3 separate regions of the Homo sapiens genome follow, and regions 1 and 3 are each linked to region 2. The links are chromatin loops, found by intact Hi-C in ENCODE. Cell type or tissue: heart left ventricle. All regions are shown on one strand.

Region 1 (8,000 bases), 48 kb after region 2:
TTTGTATTTCAGGCCAACTCCAAAGCACTGGTTAATAGTTATAAAAATGTTTCACAGTGCTCCATGTCGGCTTCCCCCTGAAAATCCATGATAAAGATTGAGCGTGGTTGAAAGGCTTGTCATGCGTAAGTGCTAATTAGCCCCAGGATGCTTGCCTTCATGAACTTTCAGGCCTCATCTATAAGGTCAGGAAAGGGGTCATAGCTCATAGAATATGGACTTGCATTAATTCCCAGCGTATAAACTCATGGATCCTCCACAGAATTCACTAAACTTCAATAAGCTACAATTCTATCCTTACCTCACATGTCACATCCCTAAAGGTGACATCTACATTAATGCCCCTCATCCCCAATAGAGAGCACATTGGTAGCTCAAATAGGCTATTACTCACTGTGACCTCTTCTACTTATTTCTTAAGGCATGGGAGTGGCATAGTGAGATCCTGGCAGGAGCACTGTTCACAATAGCAAAGACTTGGAATCAACCCAGATGCCCATCATTGATAGACTGGATAAAGAAAATGTGGTCCATATATATCATGGAATACTATGCAACCATAAAAAGGAACAAGACCATATCCTTTGCAGGGACATGGATGAAGCTGGAAACCGTTATCCTCAGCAAACTAATGCAGGAACAGAAAACCAAACACTGCCTGTTCTCACTTATAAGTGGGAGCTGAATGATGAGCACACATGGACACATGGGGGAACAACACACACTGGGGCCTGCTGGGGGGTTGTGGGGAGGGAGAGCATCAGGAAGAATACCTAATGGATGCTGGGCTTAATACCTAGGTGATGGGTTGATCTGTGCAGCAAAACACCATGGCACACGTTTACCTATATAACAAACCTGCACATCCTGCACATGTACCCCTGAACTTAAAATGAAAAGTTGAAGAAAATTTTAAAAAAAGACCCTGCCTGGCAGGGTTTCAGCTTAAAGAAAATTTCTGGGTTTTGCACATGGCCATTTTCTGAACTCCTATAACTGGCTTTTGAACCAAAGTCCTCTTGGAATGCTGAGACGCACTGGAAACCTCTAGATGGGCCATCCAGCCTGAAGAAAGCCTTTCTTGTTGCTGCTATTTGTATCATTATTTCCTTTACTAACAATAACTAAGATGCACTGGGTACGTTACGTGTTAGGGAGCGTCCCAAGTGCTTAGTAAGCATCGATTAGTTTCATTTTTACAACCATCTTTGCCCTGTGAAATAGGACATGGGATTCACTCTTTTTAAAGATGAGACAGTTGACACTTGGGAAGCTTAGGAAGGTTTCCCAAAGCAAGCTGTGGGTACGGACGGCATCAGAACTAAACGCAGGGAGTCTGACTCAGGGTGTTCAATCTCAGCACTACTGAAGTTTGAGACCAGGCCATTCTCACGGGCCCGTTGTGGGCACTGCATGGTGTTTGGCACCATCCCTGCCTCTACCCGCTAGATGCTAGAAGCATCCCCCTGTTGTGATGACCAAAACTATCTCCAGACATGACCAAATATCCCCTGGGGACAAAATCGCTGGCAACTGAGCACCACTGCTCTGACTCAAAGGTGTCTGCTCCTAACCACCTGCCTCTCAAAGGTGTCTGCTCCTAACCACCTGCCCCTCAAAGGTGTCTGCTCCTAACCACCTGCCTTTGCTGCCGCCGGCTTCCCCCTGCTTCTTTGAGGCAAAAATCAGGTCGGACTAGCATCAGTGGCAAAGGAACCAGTCAGATCAGCTCATGTGACAGCTTTGACAGACCAAGCATTTTGGTCACATATTAGCTTTTGAGAATCAATATGCATAGGCTGGAATGACACTTTCAGTAAATCAACATTCAGGCTATAACAAACCTATTAATATTCTGGGGAATTCATTGTGTACCGAGCCAGTCATTCAGATGACTATATGCCTTAGGTCTTTTTATGAAATAAATTAGATTTAATTTGGTAGGCTAGGCAGAGTAGGCAGAGAGTGCCTTGCATTTCCTGGTTATACTAGTGTGTGGTGTGATAAAAAACTGAATAGGCATCTCCATCAAATGATTCCTGTAATGTCCCCATTGGCTCTTTTGAAATAAAACCTGTGTCCTGTTTCCCTCTTCCTAATTCACCTTGCTCTTGCCTGTGTTCTATAATGGACAATGTGAACACTCAGACAGGGCTGATTTTCTAATCAATGGTAACAACTGGAGTTAGAAATGAAAATATTATCATAGTAAACTATATTTATTTTAAAGTCCATAGGCTAGTTTTCATCCCCTCCCAAACCACTCTAATTTATATAGGAGGGGGTCAAAGTTTAGAGGAATACGAAGATGTTTCTAAAATTTAGATGCAATATGTATAAGAGAGAAGCTTCTACTTGTGATGAATTAGTTAGAAATCAAAATTTTTTTGGACAGATTCACTTGAGAGAATGAAGAAAATTCAAGTAGAGAGAGGTATCCTGAGAAAAACAGAATATTTTAGACTGAACTGGGATAATCTGGAGACTTAGAACAATAATATATAAGGCTTTATATATTATATATATATTGCTTTATATTGAAATTTCATGGAATTATTTTAGCTCTTAAAGTATAGGAAAATCAGTTAAAGATGGAAACACTGATGAATCTAATGAGAATTTTAAACATATAAGTTTATTTATCTTAAACTGTAAGATTCTATTAGGCTTTAAGACTATAATTTTATGGACTGTGAAAGTTCTAAGGTCCCTTAAGATTATGTAGAAGAGATGTTTACTTTTTAGCAAAGAAAATATTGTCCAGAAACCCATTTTTTAGAAACAGATAAACTATTTATTTTTAATAAATTAAGCTTATTTTTGGTGAACACAAACTTTTGAAATTTAGTTTTGTGAAAGACACATGTAATCATGTATTATTTCGTTCTTTCTATATTTCATTACGTTGCCTAGATCAAGCAAACACTGATATACCCAGATAAGTGTGGCAAACAGTTATGTGTTTTTTTTAAACACCTCATTTTACAATTTTGTAATGCACTTTATTAAACAGAAACTTTAGCTCAAGGCTGCACAAAATAATGAATTTTCAGTTTCTGCTAAGAGTATGTATATGTTGTTTTTGTTTCTAAATAGTCTATGATATATTTAAAAATGAAATTTGAAGTCAGATTTCATGCATAGAACCATAAGGATTTTAGGAACGTGTTCTGACAAGCAGTGGTGTGAATACAGCTTCTCACATAAGAGGTGAGTTAACAGAGGCTCGGAGCAGATAAGTCACTGGTGCTGAGTCACAGGCTGGCAGAGCAAGGATCAGAATGCAGGTCCTCTGCCTTTTAAGCCTGCGTTCTTTTTGGTTCACACTGCCTCTATTATTAAATTACTTAATTTATCAGAGCAAAAAGCAAAACCTTAGGGATGCTATTAGCAATTTACTATTTCCAGTTCTTTTGGGAATCTGTTAATTGCCCTTTCATAAATGCTGCTCATTATGATTAAGACTTTGATTAAATGTGAAAGTCTAGGATTTATATGTTACAGACATATTTAATATTAATTTAAAGCACCAGAGCAGAATGAATTGTGCATTCCAATTTTTTAGCTCTATCATACACTCTTTAATCAAGGATTTTTCAAGAACTTGCTTTGTGCTAGCAGGACCTGATTTTTCCCCTCAGGAAGCTCACAGTTTAATTAAGGAGAGCTCATATTAGTAACAATGCACATCAGTGTCTGAGTAAGAGTTTAGGGGAGGTGTAGCTCGTCTTCATGGAGGTTAGGGGCAAGTGAGTTTAGTGAATAGGTGCCACGGAGTGAGACGGGGAAAGATGGGTGTCCTGGTTGAGGGGCGATGAGGTAAGAATGACTAATGCTTATGAACCATTGCCTGATAAACACTGTGCCCAGGACTGTATATGGATCATGTTTAATCCAAAAGCAATTCTGAGTGAAGTCCTATCCCTCAACCCTTTTTACAGGAGAAGACATTGAGGCATAGACCCATGAAGTGGGCTTGCTCAGTAACAACTGCTCAGTGAAGGGGCTGGGACTCCCAGCACTTGCCTGGTTCAGATCACACTACTGTCTCCTTCCTATACTGCCCCTTCGCCCATCTGTGTGAGCCAAGGCAAGGAAGACAGTCTGGGGCCTGTGGGATGGCAAAGGAATTTTCTAGAACTAAGAGTGTGTGTTGGGAAGGTAATGAGATGGGTTTGGAAAGGTTAGTTTGGGTAAAGCTTGAAAAGCCAGAAAAAGGATTTTAGCCCATGTTCTAAGCCTTCACCATTTTGTAGACCATCTTATTCACATTTTGATGGTCGCTTAGGTAAACTAAGATCTATTTTAGACTTGCAAACAACTACAAGGAGAAATTAGTTGAATAATATTAAATATTGACTACTGATATGATAATATGTGTATTCATGTAGGAGGTAGGGGTTGTGCCTTCTTTTCCATTCATTCAGAAAAAGCGCCTATGGAGGCTCGCGAATAGAGAGGCACCATGCTCATTGCTTTGGGCATACCCTGCCTCCAGCATGAAGTCTGGCACTAGGAATTTCCCATTAATGTTCAGTGAATGAATGAATGGAATTTCCTGCCCTGCTCCTTGCCTCCCTCCCTTCCCACCTCCCCCTACCTTCCTTCCTCTTTTTCTTCCCTCCCGTCATTAAACACATATTTACTGAATACCTACAAAACTTCTATGACTAAAACCAATGAGATTCTCCCATGAAATGGGGTGGAGAGAGGGGAAAGGCAGAAAATAAGCAAGGCAATTGAATAATGTAATTCCAGTTAGTGGTAAGTGATGAAGAAAGCAGGGCTGGCTTACAGGGTGAGATCGTGCAGTGGTTGGGGAAGGCATGGTCTAAGCAGGCCTCTCCTGGGAGGGGACACCTGTTTAGAGGGCTAAATGAATGGAGGCAGCCATGCAAAAAGCTGAAGGAAGGTCCTCCAGGAAGGGAGAGTCATGGCCCTAGGAAGAGGACAAGTCTGCTTCATTTAGAGAACACCATGAAGGGCCAGGGTACTGGAGCATTGTCAACAAGGGGAAAGTGATCGGGCCGAGGACAGAAGGCCAGGTCACATAGGTCTTTGTAGTGTGAGAAGAACTCCAAATTTTATTCTCCGGAGTGGAGCTGCTTAAACTGTTAGTATAAATTATAATGGAATTTAAGTAATGTTCACAGAGGAGCAGAGAAGATAACAGAGACCGAGAAGGACATCTGAATTTATTATATTTTAATTAATTTTTTTAGAGATAGGGTCTTCCTCTGCCACGTAGGCTGAAGTGTGGTGGTGCCATCATAGCTCACTGCATGAATTCCTGGGCTCAAGTGATCTTCCTGCCTCAGCCTCCTGAGTAGGTGGGACTAAAGGCATGCACCACCACACCTGGCTAATTTTTAAAATTTTTTGTAGAGGTGGGGTCTCACTATGTTGCCCAGGCTGGTCTTGAACTCGGCCTCAAGTGATCCTCCCACCTTGGCCTCCTGAAGTGTTGGGATTACAGGCGTAAGCCACCACACCTGGCATAACAAGGAATTTTTGACAGTGAATCTTGACTACTAAGAGACTAGGGGACCATGAAAGAAAACAGTACATTAACCAGGAAAAGGATGGCTGATACATTGAATGATGAAGAGGAATTAAGGCAATGGAAAATAGAACACAGACCCTTGGAGATGAAGAGGTCACGATTTACCATTGGCTGATAACCTACTGTGATGACATTTCTCAGGAACGAGGCGACTAGAAGAAAAACATGAAAGAAAAGGGGGCTAAGAGTTTTCAGAATTCTCACAATACTTTTTAAAAAGAGTCTCAAAAATCAAAACCAGTTTTGGCATACTGATTTCTAAGACATAATTCACTCTCCTTCTTCCTATCCCTCCCTTCCTTCCTTTTCTTAATAGAAATTGTTTTATTTATACATTTTGTATTTTAGTTGCCTTGTCAGTTAAGTGATTACATTCATACTGGAAAAAAAAAAACATGGGCAATATAATCATAAAAATACAAATTTCTGGCCGGGCACAGTGGCTCATGCCTGCAACCCCAGCACTTTGGGAGGCCGAGGTAGGTGGATCACCTGAGTTCAGGAGTTCAAGACCAGTCTGGCCAACATGGTGAAACCCTGTCTCTACTAAAAATACAAAAATTAGCCAGGCATGGTAGCACACACCTGCAGTCCCAGCTACTCAGGAGGCGAGGCAGGAGAATCACTTGAACTCCGGAGGGCAGAGGTTGCAGTGAGCCAAGATGGCGCCACTTCACTCCAGCCTGGGCGAAAGAGCAAAACTCCATCTCAAAAACAACAACAACAAACCCAAAACAAAAACAAATTTCTATATTTAAAAATGATGTATGTAATAATTTTTTTTTGCTATACTTGGAACTTTTTTTTTTAACCTACTAGGGATCTAATACATGAATTATTTATGCAGGAATTCCTAGATTGTCATTACTACAACACTTATGGTATATTTCTTCCTTGAATTGTTGAGACCTGATTTATTAGGTGAAGGATGACATTGTTTTCAAGGGAAAGGAATGCTGTTAAAAACCAAGCTGTTATACAAAGGCTTTCCTCCAGGCTCTGCAGGAACTCCCCAGTTCTTGGCTTGTTGCTGATTATGCTAACACCAACTTCTGGATTCATTTGAGTTCCGATGGCTCCTGCCATACTGCTCCCAATTACTTTAAGCTGGGCATCCAATTTCCACAGTAACTCCTGGGTTCTCCTTGCCCATCTGTTCCTGCAGTGGCATCAAGCCCCATAAAGAAGGTAGCTGTTAGGATATTCCAACTTAATGTCTTACCAGGAGGACCTAGACCAGCAATTACAATACAATGACGTAAGCATTTTCCTCCTCTAGTCAAGTTGAAGAAGAAAAGAGGAGCTGACAAACATAAGGCCAAGGAGTATCCCTGGTCACAAAGGCTTTGAACTCTTACCCAGGTGTGGAGAGCCATCTTTGGCATGCTCGCTCCCAGCACAAAAGTGCCATGGCGGTGGTCTGTCCCTCTAATCTACGTAAATCTCTCTACTTTTCTTTCTTGCTTGCTTGCTTGCTTGCTTGCTTGCTTTCTCTCTCTCTCTCTCTCTCCCTCTCTCTCTCTCTTTCTTTCTTTCCTTTTTTTTTTTTTTTTGAGACAGAGTCTCACTCTGTTGCCCAGGCTGGAGTGCAGTGGCATGATCTCAATCTCAGCTCACTGCAACATCTGCCTCCTGGGTTCAAGCGATTCTCCTGTCTCAGCCTCCCAAGTAGCTGAGCTTACAGGCAGGCACCACCACGCTCAGCTAATTTTTGTATTTTTAGTAGAGATGGGGTTTCTTCATGTTGGCCAGGCTGGTCTCAAACTCCTGACCTCAGGTGATCCTCCCACCTTGGCATCCCAAAGTGCTGGGATTACAGGTGTGAGCCACTGTGCACGGCCAGATCTCTCTACTTTTCATAGATACAGAGAGGGTTTGGCTGTGTGTCCCCACCAAATCTCATGTCAAATTGTAATCCCCAGTGTTGACTGGATTGTGGGGGTGGGGTTCTCATGCTTGTGTGAGCACCATCCCATCGGTGCTGTTCTCGTGATCATGAGTGAGTTATCGTGAGATCTGGTTGTTTAAAAGTGTGGTATCTCTCCTCCCTCTCTCTCTTCCCCCTGCTCCCGCCATATGAGATGCCTGCTCCCCTTTTGCCTTCTGCTGTGATTGAAAGTTTCCTGTGGCCTCTCCAGAAGCCAAGCAGGTGCCAGCATCATGCTTCCTATCCAGCCTGTGAAACCATGAGCCAATTAAACATCTTTTCTTTATAAATCACCCAGTCTCCGGTATTTCTTTATAGCAGTGCGAGGATGAACTATTACAGATACCATTGCCTGTGTTCAGATTTCTTTAGAGTCGAGCACTTTCAGTTATATATCAGATGACTTCAAGATCTTTTGAAATGATTTGGTTCTCTTAGAAAACTTCGTATGGACAGTTGGGTAGGTGGCTGGGCTGATGGGCAGGGTGATGCCTGAAGGAAGAAGGATCG
Region 2 (8,000 bases):
GTATCATTTCTTTCTGTAATATATTCATCTTTAAAAATAAAACAAAAAAAGACCACAAGTTTGGCGCGGAAAAACACCAAGGGTAACGTAGCATGTGTGTTTCTGGGAGGAAGGAGAGGGGAGGGTTAAAGAGTTCCTGGGAAGAAGCCCAACTTCTTGGCTGAAATTTACTGAAAGCCTTTGCCCGGCATGATCTTGCTCTCTTGTGCTCATGACAAAGAAATGTAACCTTTGGCCAATTGCATTTTTGTTCCACTGGTAACTAGGTTAATGTGAACAGACAGATCTGGTGAGACAGCATGGGAAGAAATAACACATGGGCTTTTGTGCAGCTGGATATAATGAAGGTAAATTGGGTGGAATTCAAAGATTTGCCAGAAAAAAGAGAGATGATTTCACTCTAAAATCATTTTGCAAGATAATATTTTACAAGGAACCTTTTGGACATGCATTATAAGCGGTTACATTCCCATTGTCCTAAAAAACTCCCTGCATAGTTGTACTCTATTTTTATCAAGCCATGCTCTGACGCCTCCTGCCTGGTTGGCGATAATCCCTAATGCAAAGGGATCGTGTGAAGGTAAGTGAAGTCGTTTTGTTAATGTTGTTTATAAAGAAGCACTGAGCTTCTACTTTGTGCAGAGAGCTTTACAAATATTCATATGAGCTTTATGAATATTTACAAATATTGGCGCATTAAAAAAATAAAATGTGTTCATTTTAAATATAATAATGTAGGTGTCATTGCTATCCCCGTTTTACCATTGCAGAAATGGAATTTCAGAGGTGTCAGGGGCCAGCTCAAGGTCACTGATGAATCAGGACCCGCTTATCCAGCTCTCTCTGCCTTCAGAGCTCTCTTGACTTTTCTGCATCACTTCCTTTACCAGGAATGATATTTAAATTATTCCAAAATGTAAAATATAGTTAGTTTTCCAGGCAGTTGTATTTATTTCTGGATTTTTTTTTCCCTAAATAAAACCTGTATCTACATGAAAACTCCTCCAGGATTTCCTTTCCTCATGAAGTGTGTGGTTTCCTCAAGGACTGCCTGGGAGGCCCTGAGGCCGACCCACTCCTCCCAGCAATGACTTGGGGAGGAGGGAGTGGGGGAAGACAGAGAGCAGGGGGGTGGGATGGGAGGGCAGAGAGGAGGGGGAGGGATGGGAGGGCAGAGAGGAGGGGGAGGGATGGGAGGGCAGAGAGGAGGGGGAGGGATGGGAGGACAGAGAGGAGGGGGTGGGATGGGAGGGCAGAGATGAAGAGGCAGAATGGGAGAGCAGAGAGCAGGGGAGGAGGATGGGAGAGACAGAGAGCAGAGGCTGGGATGGGAGGGCAGAGAGGAGGGGGCGAGATGGGAGGGCAGAGAGCAGGGGGCAGGATGGGAGGGCAGAGAGCAGAGGGTGGGATGGGAGGGCAGAGAAGAGGGGGCAAGATGTGAGGGCAGAGAGCAGGGGAGTGGAATGGGAGGGACAGAGAGCAGGGGCCGGGATGGGAGGGCAGAGAGGAGGAGGCGGGATGGGAGGGCCTGCTGTGTGCCCTCATCAGGTGGATTTCATTCGCTGGGATGGAAGAGGAGGCATGGCATAGAGACATGAAGTTCTAGAATGTTTTTGGCCACTCTCTGCAAACTCAAGACTTTTTTGGGGGGGGGTGGGCGGAGAGTGCAAATAATGCCTTTTTGGAGTTGTAATTGCTCCCTGGGAGGGTTAAATTTTTAATGATTTGTAATGTCCTGGTAGGTTCCTGCATTCATGAACTGCTTGGGTGAATGGCTGTGATTTGGAAGTGAGGATGGGAGAGAAAGAGAGAAAGGCATGATGGGAACGTGGGTCAAATTGAAACTCCTGCTCTGACCTCATCCCTTCCGGGGGATGACTCTTATTATCCTGGTTGGCTACTTGCAGGCATGTCTATACACAGGCCACCTGGATTAAGAGCCATTCCTCAGGGTCTCCTGGCTATTGAAATGTCTGTATCTGTAAGAGTAGCTTTCAGTGTCTGAAATTGGCCTTTCCTCTCTCTCTATGTGTTAGGTTCCACCTGGTATTCACTTAGGGAGACCGGTCACCCTCTGCAGCTCTGTCTCACTACTGGGTACAGTGAAGAGGTTTACAAGCTTGGTAGCAGTGCCTATGAAAATAACAACTAGGATGCTTCTGTTACCATCACAGTCACCCCCATTATCCAAGGGGGATACGTTCCCAGACCCTCAGTGTATGCTGAAATCACGGGTAGTACCGACCCTATATATGCTGTTTTTTCCTACACATACATGCCTATTACGAAGCTTAACTTATAAATTAAGCAAAGTAAGACATTCACAACAGTGCTACAGCAGAGCAGGTATAATGGTGCGAGGACCACGACACAAGCTACGTGAATGTGGACTCCCGCTCTCTCTAAATATCTCATTGTCCTGCGCTCATCCTTCTTCTTGTGATCTATAGCTCTGCTATCCCAGATGGCTACTAAGTGACTTCTGGGCGCGTGGTGTCTACAGCGTGGAGATGCCAGACAAAGGGAGGATCCACATCCAGGTGGGAGGGTGTGAGATTTCATCGCACAACTCAGAACAGTGAGCAATTTAAAACTTAGGAAGTGTTGAGCTGGTATTTTCCATTTAATATCTTCGGGCCTCGGTTGACTGTGAGTACCAGAGACTGCAGGAATCGAAACCATGGATAAGCGGGGACTCCTGTATGCGCTTTGGCAGTGACTGGTGGCGTGGATGCCACAAGGCAGGGGAGCCTGGGCTAGGCTGGTTGCTGTCTGGAAAAGGGGCCCCCTTTGGCTTTTTACACAGGTATGGCCAAGGGATGTGACCTCACCTGAGCTGGGACAGGCTGTGTATAAAAACCAAGCATCATAATTCTGACATCGTATATTAATGTGTTCCTGAAAGGAATATTAAATAATGCCTTTCTCAAAGTAGTAACATTAGTGTATCTACTAAGCTCACCTAAGCAGGGCTAGTCTGTGACATGCAGAAAATAAGCATAACGTAGTCAAAGGCATATTTTGAAAGTGACCATTATGCAACTATTAAAATAAATAATACCTTTCCCCAAATAGGAACACTAGTATATCTACCAAAGGCAGGTTGCTGGTGACTACTTGATTGGTAAACATTTGTTTATTCTTCCCTTGTAATTGACACAGTAATTATATGAGCCCACATCTATCCTCATCCGTTTAAATACAGAGCTGGTGTGAGTCGTACTAAGTCAGGATGATGGTATGTGGGTCCGTGATGCTATATTCCATGGGTTAATATAATCTGCACATCATTTAACTAATCCACTGAGGGAGCTGGTCTGTCCCAGAAGTTTTGTTATTAAATGGAATAGTCAATGTTCTTGTTTTCTTACAAATTCACTTACAGGGAGAATTCTGTTAATTTTTTTTTTTTTTTTTTTTTGAGACAGAGTCTTGCTCTGTCTCCAGGCTGGATTGCAATGGCGTGATCTCGACTCACTGCAACCTCCGCCTCCTGGGTTCAAGTGATTCTCCTGCCTCAGCCTCCTGAGGAGCTAGAACTACAGGCACACACCACCACGCCCAGCTATTTTTTGTATTTTTAGTAGAGATGGGGTTTCACCATGTTGGCCAAGATGGTCTCTGTCTCTTGACCTCGTAATCCGCCCACCTTAGCCTCCCAAGGTGCTGGGATTACAGGCATCAGCCACTGCGCCCGGCTGAATTCTGTTAAATTTTACATACAGCATGTAGGGCAGAAGACATACTTTAAACTCATAGGTTTTCTTACTTTCACTCAGAAGGGAAGGGAAAACAGTACAATTCGGCGAAATAGGAAATCTAAATCTTTCAATGCATGGGTCATGTGGAAACCGAGAGAGAGAAGAAAATCGAAAAATAGATGATGGATGTTGTTAAGGAATTAGTAAACCGTTAAGTGCTCTATCATTATTAGATATTCGGGTGATCATCCCGCATGTAGCTATTTGACCAATGCTGCTTGTAAATTGGCTTAGGAAAATTAACATACATTTTATTAAACTGACGAGTATGCCTTTTACTGAAAGCAAGGAATAGACATAGCCATTTTGTTTAAGAAATATAAGCACATGAGAGGCTTAAAAAGGTAGGGGTTGTATGTTCTCAGCACTGCAGCTAAATTCTTAAATGGAAACTGTTCTTTTAGCAGTTTCAGAGTAGGCTATCTCAAGCTGATTGCTACAGACTCAAATTTTAAGTCGCATTTCTTTCAGAAACAGAAGGAAAGTCAATCTCACTTTCGAAAAGAGAAAGTAAGGTGACCCTTGTCATAGTAACATAATGCAGCAGGTCCCAGGTGTAACCCGGAGGAAAAGGCAGACAAGGTCCTGCGATGCCGCAGCTGAAAGGAAGCTGACGCCAACGGGCTTCTCAGAAGAACAATGACTCATTAGTCCCGGGCTCACGGCAGATGCGGTCTCCCAACAACTGGCCTCCCTCCAAAAACATGGAGGAAATCAAGAGGGCAGAGCCGGGAAGGAGGCTGCATCCCTCGCCTGATGGGGAGCACTCCTAGCAGGCACAGGGTAATCAGAAAAGTGCTTTGGAATCACAAAATGAAAAAACAAGTGTCAGCTGTGGGAGATGTAGAAATGCAAATAAGTACGAATGCAAATAGGCCGGATAAATGGCAGTGTGCAATCACCCAAAGCTCTGTTTACAACCCGAAGGCAGCTCCGTCTGTAATTATCTGGGCGCCATTAACTGCGTGGGAGCAGCTCTCAACGGGTACAAGAGAGATACCACCAGAAGTGAAATGTCCTCTCTCCCGTGATGAAGCCAGATCTCCGAGCGATTCCATCTACACTGAACTAAACCGGTTTGTGCCAAAGAGCTAGAAGTGTACCTTTGGTGAAACAAGGAAGCTAGATTTTTTTTTATTGCTTACTGCGCATCTGAACGTAATTCTTGCCATTAATTAAGAAAACAGATGATAAGAGATTTGGCTTCAATAAACATGTACTGAAAGCTACCACATCATTGAGTTTAATTATGCAAGCAATCTCGTGGGGCAGGTACTATGAGCTCAGATAGACTTGGTCAAGGTCGTCCCAGTAGAGCTGAGATTCGAGCATCAGTATTTTGGGCCTAGGTTTTTTTGTTTTTTGTTTTGTTTTGTTTTTTGTTTTTTTTTTTTGACGGAGTCTCACTCTGCCGCCCAGGCTGGAGTGCAGTGGCGCGATCTCGGCTCACTGCAAGCTCCACCTCCCGGGTTCATGCTACTCTCCTGCCTCAGCCTCCTGAGTAGCTGGGACTACAGGCGCCCACCACCACGCCCGGCTAATTTTTTTTGGTATTTTTAGTAGAGACGGGGTTTCACCGTGTTAGCCAGGATGCTCTCCATCTCCTGACCTCGTGATCCGCCCGTCTCGGCCTCCCAAAGTGCTGGGATTACAGGTGTGAGACACTGCGCCTGGCCTGGCCCTAAGTTTTTACCCTTCCCATTATGTCAGAAGTTCTCAGTTGACAATGTCTGGAGACATTTTTCACTGTCACACTACAGAGTGCCACTGGTGTCTAGCAGACAGAGGCCAGAGACTCTGCTAAACATCCTACAATGCAAAGAACAGTCCCCCTGACAAAGGATTATCCCACCCCAAATATCAAGAATGCTGACACGGAGGTTGAGAAGCCTGGCATTTCCCCATTGCTGCCTCTGGGAGGCTGCCTCTCGGGATAGATTGAATTGTTCTGCAAAGACATGGTCGGCAGACACAGAGGGTTCCCTCACCAGGGGTCTGGGAGTTGCTGGAAATGGATAAGAAAATCCTAGTTCTACCTCGCAGACAGGGAGGAAGTGAAGAGGTGAGGCAGTAAAAATTCATAACATATCTATCACAAATGCATTCTGAGATTGCTTGGATCTAAATTGCCCTTTCCAAACCCAAGAGATATTTCCAATGCCACCTGAAGGTCCTGAGAGCTCCCTGACATCATTCAGGACTGAAGGTAGAAAGTAGAATGGCCCTGGGTTTTCTGAGGGTTCTTTATTTGTCTTCGAGAATATTAAAGACCAGCATCTCTCCAGAATACAAATAAGAGTCTAATGTGATAAGAGGCTGAACTGAAGGTGTCCCTAGAAAATTTAAGACTAAAATGTCAGCTGAAAGACAAAGAGAAAGATGGGATTGTTCTTGCAAAATCTCATTGGTAAAGAGAGAGAGGATTTTCCTAACAAAAATGTTCTGAACTACAAGCATCTCAGAGGGATTTTTGAATTTTGGCCAGCTAAACACCATCAGGGGTTCTGGGGGGTTAGTCAAATAAAGTCAGAAAGGGCCTATCTGCGGCACAAAACACAGCACAGCCAAAGCTGTGGCCACCGCAGGAGGAGCAGGAGAGAACCTGGTGAGGAGCAAGAAAGAGCAGCTCAGCTCTGCGGAGAAGCATGGTGCTCAGCCATCACTGCTCGAGCGTGAAGAGAAGCGCAGTCCATGGCAGTTTGGGATGTGGTTGGAAGCTCTGCATCACAGTTCACATACTTACTAATTTTGTTGATTTGTGAGCTACAGAAAGAGTCTGGGGTCCTGTCCAGGTGCGGTGGTTCATGCCTACAATCCCAGCACTTTGGGAGGCCAAGGCGGGCGGATCACTTGAGGTCAGGAGTTTGAAACCAGCCTGGCCAACGTGGTGAAACCCCGTATCTACTAAAAATACAAAAATTTGCTGGGCGTGGTGGCACGTGCCTGTGATCCCAGCTACTCGGGAGGCCAAGGCAGGAGAATCACTTGAACCTGGGAGGTGGAGGTTGCAGTGAGCTGAGATCATGCCACTGCACTCCAGCCTGGGCAACAGAGCAAGACTCTGTCTCTTAAAAAAAAAAAAAAAAAAAAAAAAAGGATCTGAGGATCTGGGGTCCTGAGAGCTCCAGTTCTTCCCCGCAGTTCCCAGAGCTGCTCCTGCTGATACAGGTTCTGCTGCCAAGGCATCCCAGGGGCCTCAGGGTCCCAGGAAGGGCCAAGGCTGCAGCTGCCACCTGCCTGGGGGCTCCTCGGCCATCCGGCATCTTCCCTCCCTCCATCCCTGGCCTGCTGTTCTGAGTCTCTGAGAAGAGCGTCTGGCGGCTGGCAAAGGGGCTACCATGGAGGAATGGTCTTCAGGAAGTGGATAAAGCTGGCCCTGCCTCATGCCAATCAGCCCAGCAAGCAGGGAGGACATCGCCAATGAGTTTCTGGTTTTCACTTCAGAAGTTATAGAGACGATGTAAGATGAAATACTGTTCAGTGGGCTAATGCAGCCACACGAGTGAGTTTTATTTTCATCCCTACTTTAATAAACATACATGTGCCAAGCTGGCTCTGAATTATTTAAAATTACAGCAGTCAGAAGAGAGACCTTCTCAAAGTCTGTCAGAAAGATTTTTAATCATCTTTAAGTAAACTTCAATTTCTCTGAAATTGAAGGAGAATTATTTCTCCACTTCAAAAGTCAGTACAGAGCCATTGAAGGGGCTTTCCACCTCCTACGATAAGTAAAAACATAAAATGATTAGCACAAAAAATACACCATGAAATGAGTTTAAAGTCCTTAATCTTGAAGGCTAGATTTAAGACACTATTCTTACTGTCCACAAACAGGTTTACTTTAGTGATCATAACAAATGGCTTTTATTCAGAACCATTACTCAGTATGATTTTAAAATCTCGGGCTTCATCTTTTGGATAATTCACATGACCTTCTCCTTAGTGGGCGAGTACAAGAAGGCACTGAATAGCGTGCCGTTCCGCACCACCAAGCGGAAGGGCAGCACTGCTTGTATCTAAGGTGGCGACCTGGACCAAGGGTGGCCTTCGCTGTCTTGGACTGGACGGGCTGGACTCCCAGCTGAAGGTGGCTTGGAATTTAGCTGTTCCTTCGGGGCCCCGCTTACACACCAACACCCATGAATGCTTTTCAACGAAGTTGCTAGAATGCAGCCGTGGAGACGAACAGCTTACCGAGAGCCTCTGCCAGGAAGCAAAAGAGAGGTTCTCTTCCCTTTC
Region 3 (8,000 bases), 59 kb after region 2:
TTAGAAGTGAACAGTGAAGTCCTTCAATTAGCATTCCTTCAAAATGCCATCTGTAAGTGACTAAAGAAGTGACAGCCAGAAGGCAGAACACAGGGCTATCTCCGCACAGACAAGACAAGAGCCGGGAAGGCAGGGACGCTCGATCAGCCGTTTCCAGCAATGTTAACGGGTCCACCCACTAAACTAAACAAATGCTTTCTTCCTACCATGGAGACAGAAACTGAAAAATAATTTTTGACAGCACTGTATGATTTAGTGGGTGCTTGCAGACACAGCCTATACTTAGTTTTATACCATATTTAATAGAACATTTCAAACTTTCATAATTATTTGGCAGCTTTTAAAAAATAAAAAATAAATAAATAAATAGCAAATGCCCACTGGGTTACTCAGTGCAATGAAAATACCGTATCATCAGGACTTTGTGATGTCTTGGCAACTCTTACCCCAACTCTATCCAACACCTGCTCTCCAGGTAGGTCAAGGTCAATATACTTGACTACTTCAAAGCCTCAACAAAAATGTTCTCCATCACCATGTTATCAGGTGTCCACGTCAGCTGAGAAGCCTGACTGGTCCTTTTCATGCCTGTGGAACAAGGGACTGAATCTTAAGGAGAGTGGAGACCTTGTGTTACTTACATTCTGCATTCAAGAAACTATTTCTATGAAGTTTAATGATCAATGATGCTTTTTCCTTCAAAACTATCCAAAGATTTCAAATCTGTTTGTGCAAGGAGGCACTGGATTGAACTGAATTTCTAGTTTCTTCATCGACTGGTTCCTTCATTCAGTAACAAAACTGAACATTTTAATGTGCTGATACTGTGTGAGAGCTTTACACACATTAACTGATTTAATCAGTATGAAAACGGTCTGCAATAAGCACATGTATTCCCATCTTACGGGCAAAGAAATGGGCTGGAGAGGTTTCAGGAACATGCTCCAGCTGGCTGAGGTGCATCTGATGAACTCTGTGCTTCCAGTGAACTTGTAAGATCCAAGTCTCCAGGCGAACATCAAGTTCTTCTAGGATTCATCCCCAGCCTTTCCCCAGTCTTCTAGGACTCCTCTCCCTTGCTCCGCCTTGAACTCTGTTGTTGACATCTTTCTTGCCCTCTACACCGTTAAACGATTCTAGAGTGGTGCTATACATTGGAAATAAAATGCGAGCCACACATATAAATTGTATTTTAATATCCACTTTAGGAAAGCAAAAAGAAGCAGGTGAAAGTGATTTTGATAATATATTTTATTTACCACAATATATCAAAAAATTTATTTCATCCTGTAATCAGCATAAAAATTACTAATAAGATATCTTATATTCTTCTATGGTATTAAGTCTTTGAAATCTGGTTTGTATTTTACATTTGCAACACACCTCCCTTCGGACTACCCACATTTTGAGTGCTCCAAGGACGCTGGCTAGTGGCCACTGCATTGCCCGGCATATCCTAGGGGAGGGAAGGAATCCTTAGTTGTTAACGTGTCAGACAACATGCTATGGCTCATAGTTGTCCTCCTGATGTGTATCTTCTCCTCCCGATGTGTATCTTCTCCTCCCGTCTGCAGTATAAGAAGCCTTCACTGGGCACGTGTCTGCCAGGTACAGACTACATTCCCTGGCCTCTCCTGCACTCAGGGTCCCATGTGACTGGATCTGGCACCTGAGATGTAAACGAAAGTGAAGCGTGCCATTTCTGGGTTACGCCCTTAAAGAAGGCATGTTCCCAGCCCTTCTCCTTCTCTCTTTGTGCAAGCTGGAAGGCAGGTATGGTGCCAGTCACCTTCAACCACCTGAGCACGCTCAAGGGACAGCAGAGCCACAGACGGGAGCTTCTGTTTCCTTACCACAGAGCCAGCCATGGGGACCATGTCCTGAGAGAAAGAGGTTCCTGTTTTGTTCACACAACTATTGTTCATCTATGACAAGCACGGTCATCTTCATTTACTTTCATCATTTCTAGAATCTAATTCCGTGCTCTCTTGGTGGGGTTAGACCCAACTCTTCCTTCAGGTCTCAGTGAAGCTTTATTTCAGCAGGGAGGCCTTTCTAATGTTCTGAAGACTAGGTTACAGCCCTCACTCCATACTACCATGGCACCCTGAGCTTCCCCTTTCTCAGCATCCGTGCACAGGGTTATTTAATGTTGGTGTTCGTTCTAGACCTCTGTGTCATGGGGGCATGCTGTGACCATCTTCTGGGCACTTGGCACAGTGCTTAGCACATAGAAGTGCCAAACATTTGTTCAAAGAATAAATGTAATTAAGAGGCTTAACATGTAAGTGATGTGCTCTTGCCCTTCCCGGTTTGATGGGAATACAGAATCTCTTTAGATTTTCCTGGTTCCTGTTAGAGAGCATCAGAATGACAGTGCACACAGGCAAGGCTAGCTGGGAGGATCGAGTGGCCTGAGTGTCATGGGTTGAGTTGTATCCCTTACAAAGATATGCTGATGTCCTAACACCCAGTACCTTGGAATGAGATCTTCTTTGGAAATAGTGTCATTGTGGATGTAATTAGTCAAGGTAAGGTGTATTAGTCTGGTCTCATGCTGCTAATAAAGACATACTCGACACTGGGTAATTTATAAAGGAAAGAGATTTAACTGACTCACAGTTCCACATGGCTGGGGAGGCCTCACAATCATGGCGGAAGGCCAATGAGGAGCAAAGGCACGTCTTACGTGGTGGCAGGCAAGAGAGCATGTGCAGGGGACCTCCCCTTTATAAAACCATCAGATCTTGTGAGACTTATTCACTACCACAAGGACAGTATGGGGAAAGCCACCCCCATGATTCAATTATCTCCACCTGGCCCAGCCCTTGATCTGTGGGGATTATTACAATTTAAGGGATATTTGGGTGGGGACACAGCCAAACCATATCATAAGGTCATACCAAAGTAGGTTGGCTCTAACTGAAACATGGCTGGCATCCTCAGAAGAAGAGGAGGGAGACACAGCAAGAAGGTGGCCATGAGATGATGGGAGCAGAGACTGGAGTGACACAGCCACAAGCCAAGGATTGCTGGCAAACACCAGAAGCCAGAAGATGCAAGGAGGGATTCTTCCCCATGGGTTTCAGAGGAACATGACCTTGGAGGCACCTTGATTTCAGACTTCTGGCCTCCAGAACCGTGAGACAACACATTTCTGCTGTTCTACGCCACCCGGCTTGTGGCACTTTATAATGGCAGCCCTAGGAGCAAATACATCAAGGCAGAAAACCCGTCACAAACCTGCTGGCATGCCCGTTCCTCCTGGCTACGACTCCACAGCCTGTTCCCAGGGGTCAGCCCACAGGCCAGGGCCAGGCGGCATTGCTGGCTAGTGGCCTGCAGGAGGGGCACTTATCAGTACTTCCTCACTCCCAACATGAAAAGTCAGGTAAAGAAGTACAGGAAGCTCTGCCAAGGAGTGGAAGGGATTTGTACCTCCTTAGGACAACTTCCCAGGTAAGGGCGAGTGGAGGACAGGGTGTCCCCACTACAGGAAGAAAGAGAGACATCATCATTCAGCTCTCACAGACATTCCTCCTTCAAAACAGACCCTCTGGCAAAGGTTATCCTTTAAAGAAAAAAAAGTTCTTGCTCCTCTGTCTTGAACTGGGAATAAATTAGGAGAGATAAGAGACAGATATTACTCCTTTTTAAAACTCTGTATTCCCATTGAAAAGAGTCAAGGGTACAATTCTCAAGTCTGTGTGTGTGCACAGTGCTTACATGTCTCTCTCTCTCTCTCTCTCTCTCACACACACACACACACACACCATATCCCACTTACAGACTGAATACTTTGCACCACAAAGTATTTTCAGCTGCTCTTCTCGCTCCTTTCCCTTTCAATTCAGAAGGCTAACTCTAGCTCAATTATCTCTTCCTTTTGACAGAATTCACATCAAATGCAAACAAGATGAGACCAGGATTCTGCCTGGTTCTGTTGCCAAGGTGGGTGGGAAGTCGGCAGCAGGGATCAGTAGCTGTAGCTGCTTCAGCCTTTGTTGAGGCTAACTCTCCTCCCAAGGTGTCTCAAATAGAAAGGCTTGTTCCTGATGCTTTCCAATTATTTTCACTTCAAAGAAATACTTTAATATATTTAGTTCAAATTGCATGATGGTAATTATGCTTCTAAATCTGATCAAATGACGGGAGAGAGGAAACCTTTGCTTCCATGAGGGGATATTTGTTCTTCAATAGATGGGTCTAATTTTCCACAGTGGGAGGACTCACAAGCACTGAGACTGGCTTTTTTCATTAGTTATTTATAAAGCTCTTATTAGATTGGTTAAATTCACATGTGGGAAAAAAGACAAATTATTGTTAATCAATTTCTAACCTATACTATTCATAATTTAGCTGATAGAAACCTCTGCTCACCAAGGGGATTTTTATTCAGGCTGCAAATCAGTATCATGTTATAGAGTGTATTAATTAATAAATGGAATATTTAGCTTTTTATAATTAGTGTTTGTATTTATTACATTTGTTATGTTACTCCTCTCCTCAACGATCCCATTATAATTCCTATTCCTCAGTAAATAAAAGCTCACTCTCTGGTTTGGAATTCAAGCCTCCTCCCAACACACCACATGACCCCGCCGTGCCAGCCATTCACACTGCTCACAGGGTCTTCAGCTCCCTTCTCCCTGAGAGCTTGTGGGAAGGGTGTGCTGTCCTAACCCAGTTAGATGTCGTCAAATGCCTTGTTTGGCCAATGAAATGTGGGTGGCAATGACATGTGTAACTTGAGGCCAGAGCCTTTAATTTCTGGCACTCAACTCTCCATCCCTCCCACCATCCTGCTTCCTGAAGGAAGGGCTCCACCTGCCGACCCTGATGGAGAACGAGGTCACATCAGTCTCCCTGCCAACCCTATTGGACAGGCCTTACGCGTGAGAAACAAACCTTTGTTGTTTCAAACCACTGAAATGTTGAAGTTGTTTGTTACTGCAACAGACTTTAGTCTGTGCTGACTAATACATCCAGGATATTCTTTGGGAATTCTAGCGGCTACATTCTATTTTTCAAGTGAAATATGCTTTGGAACACCTATACATAATAAAAGCAGAGATGGTCATGTTGAAGAGTGAGATGGGGTGAGTGTGTGTGTATGGGGATGGGGGAGGATTGAGATTCTTCTTTATCTTCTACTGAAGCCCCCGATGCTTTGCAACCTCCGCACATTTCTCAGAACTCAGGCTGAAACCCTGTGATCTAGTCCAAACCAACCTTCCCAGCTAGGGTTTCGTTCAAAGGTCACAACTGGTGGCTTGTGAGCAGGGTCTGGACACACACACACACACATTTTTTTTTTTTTTTTGGCTCACAGAGTGCTTGAAAAGAATCTAAGACAACATTTACAGATTGGGAGATCAACGTAAAAGATGCATCCTAAACTTCCCTTGCTAAAGTGAAGAATGAGGACACCCTGGGCCTCCACTCCTTCCCTTCAGTTGCTATTTGTCATTACACATAAATGTCTGTTGCATATAGGGAAATATTTCTGTCCCATGTCTCTATCAAAAGTGGGAAAGGGCTGTGTTTTTCTAAAAGTAAGAGAAAGAGTGTATTTCTTTGTGGAGTGCATAATTCTCCTAAGTATGAAAGTGAAAAGCTAAGATCAGTGTTTCCCACCCCTCATTTCTCTCGTTCATGTCACCTGTTGCTTCTTATTGGCTTTGGAATGTGGGACCTCTCTTCTAGCCTCTTGCATCTACCTCTATGGTTTGACTTCTGAAAATGTGGTCCCTGGTCCACCTGGATCCAAGTTAGCTGAGTTGCTCGTGAAAAATGCAGATTGCAGGTTTCATTTCAGACCTACTGGATTCGAGGTGGTGGTGGTTTCTGCATTTTCCATAAGTAACCCTTTCCCTTGACAATTCTTAGGCACAATTAATCTTGAGAATTACTGCTCTGTGGCTGAGGTCATCATATATTCAGAACCAAGTTCTACGAATGGGTAAAGAATTTTTATTCTCTTCTAGCTTTGAAAGACCCTTCAGAAGGTAGAATTTGGATGCCAAAATGCTATGATTTCTGAAATGGTGTCCAGGAATAATACAATGAATTATTTGAAACCGCAGCTGTTCCCAAGATTACAGATAAACTGAACACCAAGTTGTCTTCTGAATGCTGCCCTCACTCTCCTCCTTCCCCACTTTTGTTCATGCAGTGTCTTTGCCAAAAGTCCTTCGGCCATGTTTCCTTACAAAATCTCACGCATCTTTAAGGTGCAGTTGAAATGTTAATGAAAATCAATGCATCCTTACTATTATCTAAAGTCAGTTGTGTCAAAACTTTTAGAATTTTTCATTTTTCAATAGAGATTATTTTTAAAGACAGTTTAATTTCACGGCAAAATTGAGCAGAGTACAGAGAGCTCCCCTCTCCCCTCTCCCCTATACATGCACAGCCTCCCCCACTATCAGTGTTCCCCACAAGAGTGGTACATTTGTTATAAATGCAAAATGTACATTGACACATCATCACCCAAAGTCCTCAGTTTACATGAGGTTCACTCCTGGTGCTGTACTTCCTATGGGTTTGGACAAATGTATAACATTTATCCACCTCTGCAGTATTATACAAAAGAGTTTCATGGTCCTGAAAACCCTCAGTGCTCCACATACTCATCCTTTCCTCCCCAAACCCCTGACAATCATGGATCTTTTTACTGTGTCCAGAGTTTTGCCTTTTCTAGAATATCATATAGCTGAAACCACACAGTATGTAGTCTTTTCAGATTGGCATCTTTCACTGGTAATATGCACTTAAGGTTCCTCTATGTCTTCCCATGGCTTGACAGTACGTTTCTTTTTAGCATGGAATAATATCTCACTGTCTGGAAGTACCAGTTTATTTATCCATTCATCGACTGAAGGACACCTTGGTTGCTTCCCAGATTTGTCAATTATGAATAAATCTGCTGTCAATATCTGTATGAAGGTTTAGTTGTATACATAAGTTTTCAACTAATTCAAGTAAATACCAAGAAGCATGTTTGCTAGATCATATGGTAAGCGTATGTTTAGTTTAGTTTTTTTTTTTCTTTTTTTTTTTTTTTTTGAGACCAAGTCTCCCTCTGTCGCCCGGGCTGGAGTGCAATGGCGCAATCTTGGCTCACTGCAACCTCCGCCTCCTGGGTTCAAGCGATTCTCCTGCCTCAGACTCCCAAGTAGCTGGGACTACTGGTACTCGCCACCATGCCTGGCTAATTTTTGTATTTTTAGTAGAGACGGGGTTTCACCATATTGCCAGGCTAGTCTCGAACTCCTGACCTCGTGATCTGCCTGCCTCAACCTCCCAAGCGCTGGGATTACAGGCAAGAGCCATTGTGCCCGGCTGTGTTTAGTTTTCTAAGAAACTGCCAGACTGTCTTCCAAAGAGACTGTACCATTTTGCATTCCCACCAACAGTGAATGAGAGTTCCTGGAGCTCCACATCCTCCCCAGCATCTGGTGGCATCCATGTTTTGGGTTTTGGCCATTTTAGTAGGTGTGTAGAGGTATCTCATTGTTTTAATTTGCAAATGCCAAATGACATATGATGTTGAACATCTTTTCATATGCTTTTTTGCATCTGTATATCTTTTTTCGGTGAGGTTTCTGTTCAGCTCTTTTGCCCATTTTTAATCTTGTTGATAGTTTTCTTACTGTCAATTTTGAAAAGTTCTTTGTATATTTTGGTAATAGTCCCTTTATCCGATAGGTCTTTTGCAATATTTTCTCCCAGACTGTTGAATGCTTTTTTTTTAATGGTTGGTCTGTTTCCAGGAATCAGAAATCAGGCTTCACACCCAGCCCAGATGTTCAAGTGGTTGTTTGACTTGTCTGCCATCTGCAACTGTCTCTCTTCTGCTTTGTACTCCACGCCTCTCAGATGCTGGAGAAACTGGTCATTTGTTCTCTATAGCATCTCACATTGTGAATTTGTACAAGGCTCAGTGGCTTCTTGAGCCATGGGTTGTGTGGGTCTATAAACCAAACAGACAGGCCTTG

What was found. A loop is a pair of places that touch in the nucleus more often than their neighbours do. Peaks named below come from ENCODE experiments on the same cell type or tissue, not always from the same donor. Only the 100,000 strongest peaks of a DNase experiment are listed, where the experiment ranks them.
Region 1: it touches region 2 in a loop (3.0-fold over the local background); 20 of 110 quality-filtered maps call a loop at or near these places.
Region 3: it touches region 2 in a loop (2.4-fold over the local background); 18 of 110 quality-filtered maps call a loop at or near these places.

Annotation. Positions count from the first base shown.
Region 1 is chr6:161,483,287-161,491,286 of GRCh38, forward strand. All of the region lies in intron 9 of PRKN (parkin RBR E3 ubiquitin protein ligase), which reads right to left. It overlaps LOC105378098 (a long non-coding RNA gene), which reads left to right. Exons shown (of 4, transcript NR_134595.1): 4 at 422-759. Among named protein-coding and RNA genes, the nearest start is that of AGPAT4, 210 kb to the left of the region's middle. In heart left ventricle, no CTCF peak of the experiment used is centred here; no DNase peak of the experiment used is centred here.
Region 2 is chr6:161,434,816-161,442,815 of GRCh38, forward strand. The region is part of intron 9 of PRKN (parkin RBR E3 ubiquitin protein ligase); the gene reads right to left. LOC124901456 (a long non-coding RNA gene) reads left to right here and starts at 283. Exons shown (of 3, transcript XR_007059861.1): 1 at 283-580. RefSeq lists a silencer at 7,368-7,568. In heart left ventricle, no CTCF peak of the experiment used is centred here; DNase peaks (open chromatin) are centred at 4,406 and 7,016; H3K4me3 peaks cover 1,014 bases; H3K27ac peaks cover 2,285 bases.
Region 3 is chr6:161,493,826-161,501,825 of GRCh38, forward strand. All of the region lies in intron 9 of PRKN (parkin RBR E3 ubiquitin protein ligase), which reads right to left. Among named protein-coding and RNA genes, the nearest start is that of AGPAT4, 220 kb to the left of the region's middle. RefSeq lists an enhancer at 4,489-4,990. In heart left ventricle, a CTCF peak has its summit at 4,832 (motif pointing left); no DNase peak of the experiment used is centred here.